2 separate regions of the Homo sapiens genome follow, and region 2 is linked to region 1. Evidence: read pairs that join two places in POLR2A ChIA-PET (ENCODE). Cell type or tissue: MCF 10A. All regions are shown on one strand. Each heading gives the region's core, and the rest is flanking DNA. Links, peaks and the distances in the headings are about the cores only.

Region 1 (8,806 bases), core at 3,311-5,810:
CCCAGTGGACCTGAATAATGGGTGTATACCACCACCTCTTTGCTATACACTACAGTGTACAGGTTTCGGCCCTCTCTGTTCCTCTGATGGGCTAGCTCCTCAGCAGTGTTGCTGTCTGTGCTCATCTGGGCACACACATTTAGTCCAACTCTGCCTTGACTATTTTTTTTTTTTTTGAGATGGAGTCTAGCTCTGTCACCCAGACTGGAATGCAATGGCACGATCTTGGCTCACTGCAAACTTTGCCTCCCAGGTTCAAGCAATCCTCCTGCCTTAGCCTCCTGAGTAGCTGGGATTACAGGCGCCCACCACCATGCCTGGCTAATTTTTGTATTTTTAGTAGAGATGGGGTTTTGTCACGTTGTCCAGGCTGGTCTTGAACTCCTCACCTCGGGTGATCTCCCCACCTTGGCCTCCCAAAGTGCTGGGATTACAGCTGTGAACCACTGTGCCCGGCCTGCCTTGACTATTTCAAGAGGGCAGCTTCCTAAAGGGTGTCCAAATAGTGCTATTCTAACAATGGCCAGGGGAGGAGGTACTGAGTAACTGTGACCCCAGACACACAAGATGGCAACAGAATGGCAGATTCTATTGCCATTGCCCTCTGTCAATCTGGAAATACTTTGGGAGGTAGGAAGAAGTAGGAAGGAAAAACAGTCTGGAAATATTTGGGGAGATGAAAACGAGTGAAGAGGTAGAGATACTTGACAAGAAACAGGGCCCCAAATCTCAGAGTCACAAAAAAGTGAGTACCATCAAGGCAGAGAGGACATTTTAGGATTTTAGCTGAGTGATTTCACTCTCTTGAGTCTCTTAACCCATTTTGTCCAAAGGGCCAATATTTTGAAGATTTTTACTCCATTTTGATAAAAATGAAGGAATTACATTTTCCTAAAGCCCAAGTTTCTCTAATGAGTAAGTGAGGCATTTTGGAAGCTGACTTGTCTGTGGTCACTTAGTTTCCTCTGGTTCAGGTCCTCATGATCTAATGAGAATAATCTATGCTATTTCTGGTATCTTAGAAAGTTGATGTCTCCCAAAGTGCCCAGAAGATGTCCAAGAAATGATTAGGAAATCACTAGAATGTCAGGAAGACATGATCTGAAAATTTCCCTTATTTATAGAGTGAGAAAAAAAAGAATTACTGAAAATCTCCTTCCCATCATCCAGGACAAAGCCAGGTAGAAAGCTGTATAAAACCTAAAAGAGCAAGTCAGGCTCTGGGCTGGGAGCTGCACGGAAACTCAAAGTTGGGGTTACCCACGTGTTTGGAGGAAAGAGTGCTGAGCTGAGGGGGAGAAGTCCTGAATTCTGGATTGGCTCTCATTTAGTCATAGCATTGTGTCCAAGTCACCTCCCTGTGTTTTAGTTTTCTTTTTCCACAGTAGGGTTCAGGCCATTTCTCTTCTCATTCTCACACGAGGATAGAATGAAATGATAGATGTGTAAGTGCCTAGTGGGGAATAAAGTAATATATGTATCTGTATATATATAAATAGCATGGGGTTTTCTTTTCTTCTAAAAGTGAAACTCGGCTTCATAAATTATTTAAGCCTCTCTGCTGGATCCACCCTTTGGAGAAAAAGACAGAAGGGAAAATACTCCCAAAGCCCAAAACGCTTCTGATGCTTATAACTGGGCTCTACAATTTGGTTGTCTGAAAGCTGAGACTAAGCTTGAGAGAGAAGCACGTTTAGGAGCTCCACAGCATAGGAATTCTGCAGGATCCCTATTCGTTCTTTTCCCGGTTGTAAAGAGCTCTTTTTTTTTCCCAAAGAGCACAAGAGCAAAAAACTTAAGTGCGGAAGTCACAAAAGCAGGGAAAACTACAGCATGGCCCTGAGAAGAGGAACTAGGTCAAGCTGCTCTCCCTCAGAGAGAGGTAGTGCCTGTTCCCAGGACAGCTCAGGCTTCATGACACACAGAGACAGAAGCAGGCTGGGAGCATGGATGGTTTCGGGAGTATATGGGGGACAACGAGGCATAAGCCGTGAGCAATTTAAGAGAAATCGCTTCGTCTCTCAAGCTTTTATTCTATGTTCGACGTCTCTCCCCCAGTGGATCTGGTCTAAGTGACTGGGTGTCAGTGCTTAGGGCCAGGGGCCCAACCCCACAAATAAATATTGCCTGACGCTGCCTGATAAACATGAGAAAAGAAAAGGTTGGCACATGTCCCAACACTGTTTCCTCTTATGTTATCTTACACCAAAGTGCAGAGAGCACATGAAATTGAGAGAGCCATCAAAACCAGAGTCTGGTTCAGGAGGTGCTCCTTCCCCTAACTCTAGGCACCAGAGAGGTTAATTCAGAAACTTGAGTCAGGGTTGAAAAGGGTGTGAAAAATGCCATGCTGATTCATGCAAATGGTCCCTTTTAGCTCTGGTCTCTTAGGATGGAACCACAGGAGAGCAGGGGCAGCCCCCTGTTGTCCCTGGCCAGCTTTGGATAAACGGGAACAGATTGGTCATCATCCGAGATTTTACCTGGAGTCTTCATGTACCGCTTCTTCTGGCCTGTCAAAAAGCAAGTGCAGGTTTGGATGGCAGGGAACAAAGTTGACGAGGAGGCTGAACACTGCATGAAGAGAGGACCGAGCCAATGAGAGAACAACGGCAGCAACAGAAAACCAAACAAACCCTGCAACAGACCTGACGGGGGATGAGTCGCTGGACGTGGATGAGGTGGGCATAGGGCTGGATGGCGCCGAGAACATGGGCCAAGATGGCGAGAGGGGTGAAGTTGGGCTTGGATTCGGGGGGCTGCAAGACATAACAACCAGAAAACTTGTCAGCACACAGGGAAACCACAATGGGAGCACAGGAGGTCATGGGAGGCCAGATGACGGAAAGCTGGGCAGAGCAGAGGAGCACCGAAACCCAGGGATGTGCTGTCAGGGCCATGTCACATTCCTCCAGACCAAATCTCCACGTCCAAGTAAACGTCTGTTCTGTAATTCCTCGGAGTATAAACAGGCTTTGCCCTGCAGAACAACTGCTTTTCAGGTGATAGAAGCTTCTTCGATCATGTACATTGGCGACAAATGCCCTGAGCCCACGCACATGAGTTCCCACACCCACGTGCTATCACCAGCCTTGTTCTGAGGCAGGGCTAGCTTATAGCGAGCCTTCAGCTTCCACTCTTGTGGGAGTGTTTTTCAGGTTACGTCTCAGCAGAAATGACCATGTTTTTTTTCTTCTGGGCCACAAAGGCCATTCGGTGAGAAAATAATCTCCTGTTTGCATTTTTAACTAGATGGGCTGTGTGCCACTGGAGATCTGAAGTACTGCATGAAGAAGGTGATAGCCGATGGAGGTGAATACAGATACACCTCTTGGGAGACGGCATGCAATTACCAGCAGAATGCGGTTCCTCTGAGGTTTGCTGCCTGGGCTTGCCCTTTCTCCTTTCGTGGAATTTGGGCATTACGATACTCAAAGAAAAAGCCCCAGAGGGAAGGCAATGAAAAAAACGAACTGAAACCTTCAATTTGTTCATTTTGTTCCTTGACGGGTAGCTAATCAAAAGTTTGGAGAGGAAAGGTTGAAATTACTCACTGAAACGTGGCTTGTGGATTTTAATTGGTTGTGTTAGCCCTTTGACTTATTTCCACAAATGACACAAGCACCTTCACAACTCTGTGAAATCATACATCACAAATAGTGCAAACACCAATGACAGAGAGAAACCAGTTCAGCCACACCACCACTTGCCACTCCTGAATCTCAGCGGACTGCTGAACTATTTGAAACAAGCCCTTCATGGGGGCAAAAATGACAGAAATCCGGTTCAAGGGGAACAGACTTTCTAAGCGTACTGCAATTTAGCAGGCACACACAAATGTCCTACTTACTGGGACTTCCCTAGGGTTATACCAATTCAAACATGAGACCCAATAATAGCCCTAATTACTTACTGTTGTAACACCTATAGACAAATAACAGCAAAAACCACAGTGTGAGTTCATCAGAGAGGCTCAAACTAATGTGACTGATAAACACTTTATTAAATTCCATTACGTATATTTTTAGAACATAAATTCCATGAGGCAGAGGCTTTTGTTTTGCTTACTGCTGTATATCCAGTGTCTAAAATATCCAGTGTCTGTAGGTACTATATTTAACAAATCATTACTGAGTAAATTAATGAGTCTCATTTACCCACGCAACAAGCCCACAAACAAGTACTGCTATAATTCCCATTTCACAGATGTGGAAACCTGGGCTAAGCTGAGGCTTCTCTAAGGATACCCAGCCTATAAGTAACAGGGCTGAGGTTCAAACCTCATCTGCTGATTCTAAGCCCAGGGCTCCTGCAGCCAGCGTACTCCCTCTGACATAGCAGGACTTGCCCTGTTCCTCTAGCCTGTGCCAAGCTTCTTTACAGACTCAGTCATAGCATTAGAATTCTTCTTAACCACTGATTCATGTGTTTCCTTTAGATACCTACCCTATTTGCAAGGGAAAATGACAATACAGTGATAGAGAATCACAATAAGACTCAACATATTCTAAATTCCAACAAAATCCCCAATCCTGCCTCCAGTGTTCGGTCTGGCGGATTCATATAGCAGATGGCATTCATATAAGAGAAGAAATAAAATGTAAAGAGTATGACTCTTTAAAGCTTTTTTTTCTTAATCCAGCAAAAACTAGTCATTGAGCACTCAGTATGTTCAATACAATAAATGATATTTGCCAAGGTCCCTTGACTTCAAGAGCTTAAAATATATTTGACAAGAAGCGACAGATTTAAAAACAACAGTAATGTAAGACAGTAAGATCCATCAGTTGAGGGCTAAGCTAGTACTAGCTTAATACCTGGCTCCCCCTTGACTCTGTCTTGAGTCCTAGGAAAAGTGTCAACTCCTCTCTACTGTGCAGTCTCCATTTTCTTCCACAGTTGCTGCTAGTCAGAGAGGCCTCACTTTCTCAGTCCTCTCAACACAACCCTGCCCCACCAGACAATGACCTAGTAGGCAAGGCCTGGCAACAACTTTCAAACCACAGCCCAGCCCAGGAACCCAAGCAGAACCAGGGACAATTTGGAGGTTCAAGAGAACAGCCCAGACCCAGGGGCTTGTACCAATCTGTTCTTTTGGTCAGTGGTTACCACAGGACAATTAAAAAGTCCTTCCAACTTTTTTTTTTTTAAATGACTTTAATAAGTAGGAAACACCTCCAGCTTCCTATTCCATCTGTACCAAGAATTATGCCTTTGGCTAATGGCATAGTTTGGAACATATTCTGTGAACACAATGTGGGTTCTAAATGTTTTTCACATCCTCAGATATCTAAGTGGTTTTTGGCCAGAACTACACGGCTGAAATTATCTGGGGGTGCGGCTGGAATGCAGGATATTCGTAACTATTATAATAACTTACTCCTCAATCCCCATGTCAATTACCGTAGTATCAACTGCAATTTTTTCTTCTGGAGACGGAGTTTTGCTCTTGTCGCCCAGGCTGGAGTGCAATGGCACAATCTTGGCTCACTGCAACCTCTGCCTCTTGGGTTCAAGCGATTCTCCTACCTCAGCCTCCCAAGTAGCTGGGATTATAGATCCCCCCCACCATGCCTGGCTAATTTTTTGTATTTTTAGTAGAGACAGGGTTTCACCATGTTGGTCAGGCTGGTCTTGAACTCCTGACCTCAGGTGTTCCACCCACCTTGGCCTCCCAAAGTGCTGGAATTACAGGCATGAGCCACCATGCCTGGCCTCAAATGCAATTTTTAACAACAGAATTTCAGAATTTCATTTGTTTATGTTTTAGCCATAGCAGTAACATTTGGTATAAAGTGACTGCATTTTAACATTTATTACCACTATGTTTGAATTGGTATAATAATAAAATGCATACTCCATAGTACTTCTGTGATTTTTTTTTTTTTAATTATACTTTAAGTTCTGGGATACATGTGCAGAATGTGCAGGTTTGTTACATAGATATACACGTGCCATGATGGTTTGCTGCACCCATCAACCCATCATCTACATTAGGTATTTCTCCTAATGCTATCCCTCCCCTAGCCCCCTACCCCCTGACAGGCCCCGGTGTGTGATGTTCCCCTCCCTGTGTCCATGTGTTCTCACTAACTCCCACTTATGAGTGAGAACATGCGGTGTTTGGTTTTCTGTTCCTGTGTTAGTTTGCTGAGAATGATGGTTTCCAGCTTCATCCATGTCCCTGCAAAGGACATGAAGTCATCCTTTTTTATGGCTGCATAGTATTCCATGGTGTATATGTGCCACATTTTCTTTATCCAGTCTATCACTGATGGGCATTTGGGTTGGTTCCAAGTCTTTGCTATTGTGAACAGTGCTGCAATAAACATACGTGTGCATGTGTCTTTATAGTAGAATGATTTATAATCCTTTGGGTGTATACACAGTAGTGGGATTGCTGGGTCAAATGGTATGTCTGGCTCTAGATCCTTGAAAAATCGCCACACTGTCTTCCACAATGGTTGAACCAATTTACAACCCCAGCAACAGTGTAAAAGCATTCCTGTTTCTCCACATCCTCTCCAGCATGTGTTGTTTCCTGACTTTTTAATGATTGCCATTCTAACTGGCATGAGATGGTATCTCACTGTGGTTTTGATTTGCATTTCTCTAATGACCAGTGATGATGAGTGTTTTTTTTATATGTTTGTTTGCCACATAAATGTCTTCTTTTGAGAAGTATCTGTTCATATCCTTCACCCACTTTTTGATGGGGTTGTTTTTTTTTCTTGTAAATTTGTTTAAGTTCCTTGTAGATTCTGGATATTAGCCCTTTGTCAGATAGATTGCAAAAATTTTCTCCCATTCTGTAGGTTGCCTGTTCACTCTGATGATAGTTTCTTCTGCTGTGCAGAAGCTTTTTAGTTTAATTAGATCACATTTGTCAATCTTGGCTTTTGTTGCCATTGCTTTTGGTGTTTTAGTCATGAAGTCTTTGACCATGCCAATGTCCTGAATGGTATTGCCTAGGTTTTCTTCTAGAGTTTTTACGGCTTTAGGTCTTACATTTAAGTCTTTAATCCATCTTGAGCTAATTTTTGTATAAAATGTAAGGAAGGGGTCCAGTTTCAGTTTTCTGCATATGGCTAGCCAATTTTCCCAACAGCATTTATTAAATAGGAAATCCTTTCCCCATTGCTTGTTTTTATCAGGTTTGTCAGAGATCAGATGGTTGTAGATGTGTGGCGTCATTTCTGAGGCCTCTGTTCTGTTCCATTGATCTATATATCTGTTTTGGTACCAGTACCATGCTGTTTTGGTTTCTGGAGCCTTGTAATATAGTTTGAATCCAGGTAGCATGTTCCCTCCAGCTTTGTTTTTTTGCTTAGGATTGTCTTGGCTATACGGGCTCTTTTTTGGTTCCATATGAAATTTAAAGTAGTTTTTTCTAATTCTGTGAAGGAAGTCAGTGGTAGCTTGATGGGGATAGCATTGAATCTATCAATTACTTTGGGCAGTATGGCTATTTTATGGCTATTTTCATGATACTGATTCTTCCTATCCATGAACATGGAATGTTTTTCCATTTGTTTGTGTCCTTGTCTTATTTCCTCGAGCAGTGGTCTGTAGTTTTCCTTGAAGAGGTCCTTCATATCCCTTGTAAGTTGTATTCCTAGGTATTTTATTCTCTTTGTAGCAATTGTGAATGGCAGTTCACTTCAATTTACCAAGCAAATGGAAAAAAAAAAAAGCAGGGGTTGCAATCCTAGTCTCTGATAAAACACTTAAAACCAACAAAGATGAAAAAAGACAAAGAAGTGCATTAAATAATGGTAAAGGGATCAATGCAAAAAGAAGAGCTAACTTAATGCAACAGGAAGAGCTAACTATCCTAAATATATATGTACCTAATACAGGAGCACCCAGATTCATAAAGCAAGTTCTTAGAGACTTACAAAGAGACTTATACTACCACACAATAATAGTGGGAGACTTTACCACCCCACTGAGATATTAGACAGATCAAGATAGAAAATTAACAAGGATATTCAGGACTTGAACTCAGCACTGGACCAAGCGGACCTAACAGACATCTACAGCACTCTTCACTTCTGTGATTTTTTAAATGACTAAAGGAATTATGCCTTTTGTTTATTTGTACTTTAGAGTCATGGCAATAATCCTATCAACAATACTACTGCACATTTTATGTACTGCAAAGATGCATGTCGCAACAGAAGGACTGTAAACAGACAAGAAATAGAGAGTACATTGTATTTTAGTTCTGATGCAAAACTAAGGGTGTATGACTATGTGTTCTCATACTCATAGAACACATATGTGAGATATAAGACGCACAGGGATGGTTATTATGGCCCAAGACTCTTTGTAGAATCTTAAATTCTCCTTTCACTACAGAAGTGTCTGGCTGTAGGTTACTTAAAAATGACAACGGCAGACAAAAATAAATACATAAATAAACAAAATAAAAATCTTGCTCCCTCCTGCCCCTCACCAAACCCAAAACAAAACAGACAAATTTCAAAATGGTCAATTTCACTCCTGGCTCTGAAACCTCCAATATCAAATTTGCAACCCCTTTCCCACTAATGAAGCCAAGGATAACAAACAATTAAAAGAGGAGAAAATGATTTTATAACTACAATTTTAGCAGATGACTGCTAAAGGCATTCCTACAACCCTCAGAGTCCAGATGGGTGTATTAAGCTGAATGCCCAGTGCCCCTAAATATTCCTGGGGTCCTGCCAGGCCCCCACATCTAGGCCCAATGACAGCAACAACACAGCATACACTGTAGCATGCAAGGAACATTTGCTGGTCTGGTTTGGATTCAACTGGTAGG
Region 2 (8,806 bases), core at 2,829-5,328, 140 kb after region 1:
TAACACTCATGATGCAATTCAAAGAGGATGCAGCAAGAGAGGACTCCAGTGCCCAAAACAGTGTGAGCGAATCAATTTATCCACCACCACTCAGCCAAAAAGAGAGGCATTTCATGAAGAACACGCTCCCAAGGCCAATGTATAAGAAATCTAAGCTCTGCTAGGATTAGCAAGGAAGAAACTGAGTCATGTTCATGTTTGCTGATACTCTCTCACTTTTATAATACTCCCAAAATTAAAGGCGGCACCAAGTAAGAAAAACAGAGTGTCTTCCTCCCACTCCTCCCTTAATTTGGGAGGGGATTCCATGGACTCAGAAAAGGAAGAGATGAATCAGAAAACAGGAAATTTATTGAGAAAATAAATCCAAACATAAGTGGAACAACTCAAAACAAACAAGAGACCCAAATCAAAGGAGCTCTAAGACTGCTGAACATTAACAGCTTGAAGTCAAGCATTTCCCCTTTCAGAATGGGCGTTACATGTGATGTGAAAGATTTAGTTCCTTGAATTCAGAAATGTTGTTGGGTTTTTTAAGGCAAAAAATTTAAACTGAACTGATATCTTTCTCTCTCCTATCTCTAAAGGCTACAAAGCCACAGAACAGACAAATTCTTGGGTTGAAAGTAAGCAAAGGTCTGGCGGTGAGGCTAAATAATGTTGAGCTCTGATTTCTTCCTTTCCATTTCCATTAATTTAAAGTGCTAAGTTGTCTGTTTGCTTTAAAATATGTCGTTGTGCTCTGTGCAATGTCCCTTTAAATAGATTTTCCTTTGACTCTGCCAAAAATAGCTGGAGAAGGTCCTTTGAGAATCCCATTCTTAGTCTTAAAAAAAATGCACTCTTCTTCCTGCCCCATACCCATAAATAGGCCAGGAAGCGGTATCACTCACTTCTTTCATGGACCTCCCATCTATCAGAAATAATAAATCTTCCAGGAGAAAAAAAAAAAAAAAGAGCCAGTCAAGGAAGTAACTCCCTTAGCCCATTTCTGCTTGCTCATTTATGTGATTCACCAAACATCGAGCTCCTCTTTTGGCATAAGCCAATAGGTAGGCAAGGATTGAAAACCCAAATGCCTACAACACGGCCAGGCAGGTAGGAGACCTGAATGAAGTAGGCCGGGAGCAAGAGACAACAGGGACTGTTAGGAACTAAGGCAAACTGGAGAAGGCACACCCTGGGGGATAGGGTGTGGCTTCTACTCAGCTCCAGCCAATTGTCAGTGGTGAGATACGAATTTTTCAAGTAAAATCGCCCCCTTTAAAGATGTTGGAAACCTGTTCAAAGTTTCAAAACAGTAATGTGTAGGATACCACCACCACCAAACACATGTGTGGGCTGCTCTGGCCATGGGCTTCGTTTGTAACTTCTAGGTAAGAAACAAAGACAAGGGAGACAGACTGCCCATCCCCTGAGAGCTTAAGATGTCACAGGAGGGAGAGATACATACCTGGGCAAACTGTCCCACCAGGTGGAATGTGATACATGCTAAAAGAGACGAACAAGCAAAGGCTGTGGGAGCTCAGGAAAGCAAGAGGGCACTTGTGGCAGGAAGGATTCTTGTTGGCAGTGACATTGACATTTGAGCTGAAGCTAGAAGAATGAGGTAGCCTTTGGCAGGCAGAGGCTGGGGAGGGGCCATTCCAGACAGGAGAAAATGAATTGCAAAAGGTAAAAGGATGGAGCAGGGAGGTGGGTATTTGAGAAGCGGTCAAGAGACTCTTCATGCATTTGCCCAACAAATATTCATGAGCGTCTATTGTGTGCCATGCAGTAGGAACAGGATGGTGATCATGAGAAACAGACACAAGATGAAACTGCAAATTCCAAAAACGTCTGGTCCAGACAGGGCTTTGGAGGCCATTTCCAGGGTTTTATCTTAAGAGCAATGGGGAAGCTGCCTTTGAAGTTTTTTTAAGCAGGGGAATCACATGCTGAGATTTGCAGTTTTCAAAGTTCCCTGGAAGCACAACATGCACTCTGTGGACTGGAGAGGAGCCAGAGCTCCACCAGCCAGAGCAATAGGGAGGAGGCCTTCGCAAGCAGCGTGGGAAAGACACAATGGCAGCTTGGACTACAGGAGTACTGATGGAGACAGAGAAAAGTAGACAGATTCAAGAGATAGAAAAGGGTTAAAATCACTAGAACTCTGAGTTCCCGGTGGGAGTCAGTGAGGGAAAAGCCCGATAGGACTGGAGAATGGGGTCAATGTGGCTGCGTGGGGGTATCAGGCCATACCACCAGTGGCCCAGCGGCCAAGCAATCCTGCACTGGCAGCACTGCGGTGTTCAGTGGTTACTAGAGAGAACAAAGGTTCCGGAGCCAGGGTGTATGGCTGAGGGAAGGCAGCCAGAGAAACTCACAGGAGCTTTCCATCTAAGCCATCATCACAACATACTGTTTTCTTTAAATGTGTTTTGTAAAATTCTACGGCTATTTTATTTGGACTAGTCTTGATGGCAAATGAATAACTAGCACTTCTCATGTTTAACAGCTCATTGGTAAGTTAAATCTTATCTTCTAGATTTGGGATGGAAAAAGAGGGAATATTAGAGTATCTAAAATGTGCTTATGTTAAGTATTAATGTTCACTTTCTTTTATTTTGAACCCTTCTTAAGAACTTCAAGGAATGCTACTGAACCACTAGGGCTCATCCTCCTTGGTGCCAATGCCTGGCAAGACTTTTTTTTATAACCACAAGCATTTGTATATGAACCCAATTCACTGTTTCTAGATCATTAAAGAAATATGAATACATCCCTTTTTGATTTGCAGAGATGCCTGGAAGTACTCAGACTCAAGTCACAGGAACCAAAAAAAAAAAAAAAAAAACCCAAGCTACAACATGCTTAATTCTTGATAATTCTGCCAACAGAGTCTACATATTTTGATAAGGTCTCACTTGTATGCCAAGCATTTTCCCCACAATATTCCTTTATAATCCCAGTGATCTACAGAATTTTGTCCATTTTGGAAAGTCACAACATATAACAGATGATCAAAATAAACATTAGACAATTGGGTAATGAAAAGAACACATAGGGAATCAGCAAGAGGCAATGGAGTAAAGTCAATTTTGCCCTCTTCATTACCCTCTCTTACCTCCCACCAGCTAAAATCTTATAATTTAGTGCCTATGTGCCCACACTGCAGATGTACTCATCTCTCCTACAAAAATTGGTCTTTTTTGTCCTATATATCTTGATTGTGTTAGCACACCATGCAATAGACTTAATACTCTCTGTTGAATGTGATTTACCAAGACTACTTGCTGTAGACACCGTGGGCTGTCTTTATTCTGTCAAAGCTCTGCCTTTATTCTGATATCCAATCCTCCCACAAGTGGCTCAGATAAATCTTGTTGGGTGGAAAATAATCATGGTGGTCCTCAATGACTGCTCTGGACCAATGAGATGTGACATAAAGTGTGCTGGAAGATGTCTGGGAAAAGTATCATCCTAGCCCTTAAAAAGGGACTCAGAGAAGAAATAATGCCTTTTCTGCTTCTGGACAAGCACTAACATGCAAGGACACAATAAAGTATGCTGGGACTCTGCGAGGAGCTAGCCAACACAAGACGCTGGCTGAGCAGGAACATGAAAATAACCTGAGTCCTTCATGAGCTGAGAAACTAACCAACTCTCAGGACAGATTCTGTGTCATGACACAACAGATCTCCTTATTGTTTAAGCCATTTTCAATTGGATTTTCTGTTTCTTGCAGCTCAAAGCATCCTAAATGATACCATATCTCTCTGGGGAAGCAAGACAGTGCTCTGCCTCTCCAATGCCCCTGCAACAAAGGAACAGTTGCTCCAAAAAAGGAAAAAGACTCAGGTTTGTTTCTCAATAAGTATTTTGGGAAAACCAGCTGTGAAAAGGTATTTTTAATATCTACTCCTGATGTATGAAGAGTTCTTTGAAATCCTTCCTCACTGCATACACGGTAATAAATCTACAATGAGCCACTACGAATGGTATGTGTGGGGATATACAACATACTTGGAGTCATAATATGTAAACATTAGGAAATTACCATGAAATTAGTCTTTATTACTCATCTACTCTTATTTCCTCTATGATTATAAGAGTGGGATACTTTTCTCGTGTCCTGCTCCACCTGATAAAAATAACAGAATTATACAATTGGAAGAGAAAGAAAACTGAGGCTCAAAGAGGTAGAAAAATTGGCACAAGGATCCACAGCTATCTGGGAATGATTTTTTTCTTGCAAAAGTAAATCATGCAAAACTAAATCACGCAAAAGTAAAAATGCCTTTTGCATGATTTTAAAACAAAAACATTTGTTGAAAACTCAACACAAAGTCAAATTGCAAAGACTTGGAAAGTCAAAACTGGATTTTTAAAAGCTAATTTAATCACGACAATAAAATCTCCCTTTTGAACTCACTGCTTTGAGCTTCTTCTTTCTAATTCTAATATTCGCCTACATCCCAATCCATATTCCTCTCAATATCATTTTTCTCTGTCCTAGAAAATCCTTGCATATGGCCCATTCTCTGGGCCAGTGGTTCTTAGATCACTGTTCACATAATAATTACCTGCAAAATAAATCAGAAATGCAGATTCCCAGGCAGCGAGCCTGACTGAGTAGACCCACAGAGCCCAGAAATGTCAATGTAAACAAGCGCCCCGGGTTATTCTAACCATGCTTTGAGGCACATGACTCCAGACTGTATACTAGATTCCAAGATCCAAACAGAAAACATCTAATTATCATAGTAGATTTAAGCTGAAACTACAAAAATATGTGCATGGTTGCCTATAATTTTTATGTTCCCTCTGAGGTCTGAAACAAATCCAACATCTCTGTGATTTGGATGTACCCTGGTAATCATTTGCTTTAGAGGTTTGGAGTTTTTATCCTTCCCCCCACCCAATACTTTTTTTCCCCTCTGAATGAATTTTTAGCTGGGATTAAATATAAAATGCCTTAAATCTCCCTCTGTGGCTAAGGGAAATCAGTTTTGGAAAATGTTTCAAAAGAGTACTTTAAAAAATATACAATACAAAATGCTTGCCTTTGAACCAGAATTCTGAGATGCACAAGGCAAACAGTAAGTAATAAGAGAAGTAAACACCAGTTTTCCAGCAGAATCAGCCCTGAAACCAAAACTTAGGAAGGAAGCTGACCATTAAGTAAGTAGCCCAGAGGAACAATAGCTCAGGCATAGCCTAGGGTAAGTCTAAACCTGAGAAAACTGGAATCAGACAAACCTCTTGTCCCAAGTTAACTTTCCCTTACTGCTTGATTTTAAAATAAGGACAGTGCTGTAAATGAGAATATAAAGTTTAAGTGGAATCTTAGAACTCCTCTGGATGCCAAAGAATTTTTTCAGACCTAAATAAATACTCTTTACTGGATTCAACACTGCTCATTCATATCCTTCTCCACAGGGACATTTTAAATATAGAGGCTCGAGAGACAAGAACACAGCACGCTAAGAATTTGAGTCCGCTATAGTCTAATACTAGCTCTAACCAACTCACATTACAGCATGAGAGCTTGTCTACAGGTAGATTTCTTGATAATTAAATGATCAAAACATGCCATAAAACCACAGAAAATCATTCTCAAGTTTCACAGATAAGACAATGATCAAGAAATGCTATGAAGTAAACAACTCCAAAAATAAAATTGCCTTAAATTGGTTAGAAGGCCAAAAAAACAAAAATGTGTCAAGGTCACAACTGTGATTTGCAAATTCCAGTTTACAACTCTTAGGTTAGTAACAAGGATGGACTGAATGTAATGGGACTGGAGGGGGAAAGGGTGGGAAAAGGAGGAGAAAGTGAGTCATCCAACCAGGAGATGAACAAGTTCAACTGTTCAAGATCTACCTTAAGGGTTTGGTTTTGTTTTTTAAATCCTTTTTTCTTCTTCTTTAAAGAATCCTAACAATCCTAAAGGAAATTTAAAAGTAGGAAAAACGCAACACTGGCTCTGCTGGGTCACCCTTCACTTTTGGTCTCTCTCAGTTCAGTTAAGCTCTCCTTCCAACTGCACAGCTTGAAAAGGCCCATGGCTTTCAGATGGTTCCTAACCCTTCTCCAGCTGCTCTCTGCAGGCCTGAAGGCCTCTTTCAGACCCGATGGCCATGAAGCAGTCATGAGCATCCCCACACATGCTAGGCTGGAGGGTGCACCTGGAACCTTCTATGTCTTGGTGTTTGTCCTTCAAGTGTGCAAAGTTTTGCAACTAAGATCTAAACCAGCTTCTCTGCTTAACAAACGCCTGACTCTAGGTTGTGTGGAACTGGTACTCAACTGTCATCTCAGAGCATCTGGAGTTACTTTTTAAAGCCCAGTTCCCATTATTTTAAACATGCTTCATCGGGATTCTTTGACACCTTTAGGGCATTCTCCTGTAAACTTGCATGTTATCTGCTATTCTTCCTAAGTACTCCTGAACAAGCAGCTCTGATATGGAAAGCCAAGAAAAAAAGTTGGTCAATAATGGAGCAACTGTGGCTTTGCCGAATTCCTTCCCAATAACACACAAGACACTCTTGGCTTCTTGATGGAAATGAGGAAATGGTGGAAATCTTCATGATATATATCACTCTTTTTCCCAAAGGCAATATCAAGTGCTTGACAGAAAGATGAAAACTAACCATTACAATCTCCCTCAGAAGAATATCAACTTATCCCCAAGAAATACCCTAATGGCATAGCAAAGTATGGACTATAAGGGCCAAATTTATAACACATCAGTTCAATAGAATGTAGGGTTTAATAATTTAGGTTAACTGTTATGCTCTCATTCTTTTCTTGTGCTCCAGTCTGCAATCAAGAACATACCATCAAAGTCAACGGAAGGTTAGAACACACACACAAGTAGTGATGAATGCAGCACGGGAAGTCAGCAATGCCATTTGTGAAAGGGTCAAGGAACAGTAAATACACAAATATTCAAAACCATTCCAAGAAAATCAGGTCCCTACTGAATGCTTTGATTATCTCAGAGGACAAGTGAGTATTTGCCAAAAATAATTCCTTTATTCTTTATACTTCTTCAAAGGCTTTAATGCATGTAACTTCAAAAATCAATGATCCTTGTAGAAAAAGGGGAGTCTATTATCCATATTAGACAGATGGGGAAACTAAGGAATAGAAAGTTCAGCAGTTTGTTCAGGGCTGGTTAAGCAGCAGGTTAATAACAGAGTCAGCTCTAGAATCCAGTCCTCTTTACTAAAAACCCAAATTCTGTAAACCCACAACATATTTTTGTTTGTTCTTGATGAGCATAAGAACATATAATCCCACAAAATTCTGTGTGGTGACCTGGTATCATGGACAACACACTCCAATTTGCCCTTGATCACCATAGGTAAAATCCCCCTGAAAACTCTGCTTGGTGGCCTGGTTGCATGAGCACTTCCCCAGCATCCTCTGGGAAGGCCATCTGGCATTTGCTGCTGTTCTCCACTGCAATGAACATTTCACACATTTCTTTCCTAAGCCTCCAGCATACCTGATGCAATAGTGGGAGAGAGAAACAAAAGCAGAACTGAGACCAGCTTCACTGCTAAGATAAGAACTTTCAGGGGTAAGAAAAAGGCTAGTAATTGGTCTTAAACCTACTTTGCCAAGTGGTTCATGAGCAGCTGTAACATCTGCCGATTTTTCTCTGGGAGCCGATGAACAAGGCTGTGGATTTCAGAGACCCGAGACTCCTGGTTCTCCAGTTCTGCAAAGGAAGGAGGGAGGTAATATCTTATCAGTGTCACAGCTAAACAACTTTAAGGTTGAAAAATTAAGGGAAACCAAAGGATGAGCACTAACAGCCCAAGGATTTCTCAAAGATTTACAATCCTGTCTTGTGTGCATACTGCGTGGCCAGCATGACTAGATCTGGAAGTCCTTTTAATGGTGCTTTCTGGAACAGGGTTGCCAAAAAAATTGTCATCAAAAAATCAAAGCCAAGATGATGATGTGATGAAATGGAGCCAGTCAACTGCACACCCAGAGCTGCTCCTGAGAACAAACTCAGGAGTAGCTGGCTCCCTAGAGGGAAGACTTCATTTCAAGGAAGTAAGGAACTTTATGCACTTGTAAAGTGATAAACAAATCTTACATGAACAACATTGCAAGGGTTTCAAATATCAAAATAACACCTTGAGACAGCATCAAAGATATCAAAGGAAATGTCCAGTATCCTCAAGTCACATATGACAACCAGCCTGCTAGAAAGAAAGAAATGGCAGATAAAATATTCAAGTCTTTCTGCCAACTTGTAACCTAAATCATGGCTTGTCACATTCTCTTGGTTGAACCAAGGTAAGTGGCTTTGTTACTCTGGCAAATAGACTGATGGTACTCATCACACCTATTTATAGAACTGATGTGAGGTTTAAGTAGAGAATGGTTGCTATGGGTTTGTAATTTCTCTAGAAAGAAATGACATAAACACCATCTTCGCTCCTGGCTTTCTCCTTCCTGTTTTAAGGGGACAACTATGAGTAGATAAGGACACCAGAACATTAGGTACTACTAAATTAGGCCAGTAGTAGCTACCAGAGTAAATAAATTCTAAAGGCTGAAAGGAACCCGGGAGAGACACAAGTTATCGACATAATAATACTGTGAAGATTCATGCTGGATTTAAATCTGATAGAGAATCTTTCTGCCCCTTTACAAGAGGCCTGACCCATGTAGCCAGAGATTCCAGTATACTTAGAGTAGCTTGCACCTAATCCCTATGTATTTTAATACCAGTAATATGACACCAGGACCTGGATGATGTAGTTGAAGAATGATCAGAAGCTGTAAATGGAAGACA

What was found. Peaks named below come from ENCODE experiments on the same cell type or tissue, not always from the same donor. Only the 100,000 strongest peaks of a DNase experiment are listed, where the experiment ranks them.
Region 2: POLR2A ChIA-PET joins it to region 1 with 11 read pairs; 4 of 35 experiments call an interaction of 5 or more read pairs at or near these places.

The regions. Positions count from the first base shown.
Region 1 is chr5:143,201,151-143,209,956 of GRCh38, reverse strand. ARHGAP26 (Rho GTPase activating protein 26) reads right to left here. Exons shown (of 23, transcript NM_001135608.3): 21 at 2,649-2,759. Among named protein-coding and RNA genes, the nearest start is that of ARHGAP26-IT1, 13 kb to the right of the region's middle. RefSeq lists enhancers at 2,222-2,721, 2,831-2,940, 3,361-3,470. In MCF 10A, for the core only: no CTCF peak of the experiment used is centred there; DNase peaks (open chromatin) are centred at 3,396 and 4,346.
Region 2 is chr5:143,056,550-143,065,355 of GRCh38, reverse strand. It overlaps ARHGAP26 (Rho GTPase activating protein 26), which reads right to left. Exons shown (of 23, transcript NM_001135608.3): 17 at 7,609-7,714. It overlaps LOC124901097 (a long non-coding RNA gene), which reads left to right and starts at 7,607. Exons shown (of 2, transcript XR_007058979.1): 1 at 7,607-8,304. RefSeq lists an enhancer at 7,865-7,924. In MCF 10A, for the core only: no CTCF peak of the experiment used is centred there; DNase peaks (open chromatin) are centred at 3,555 and 3,965.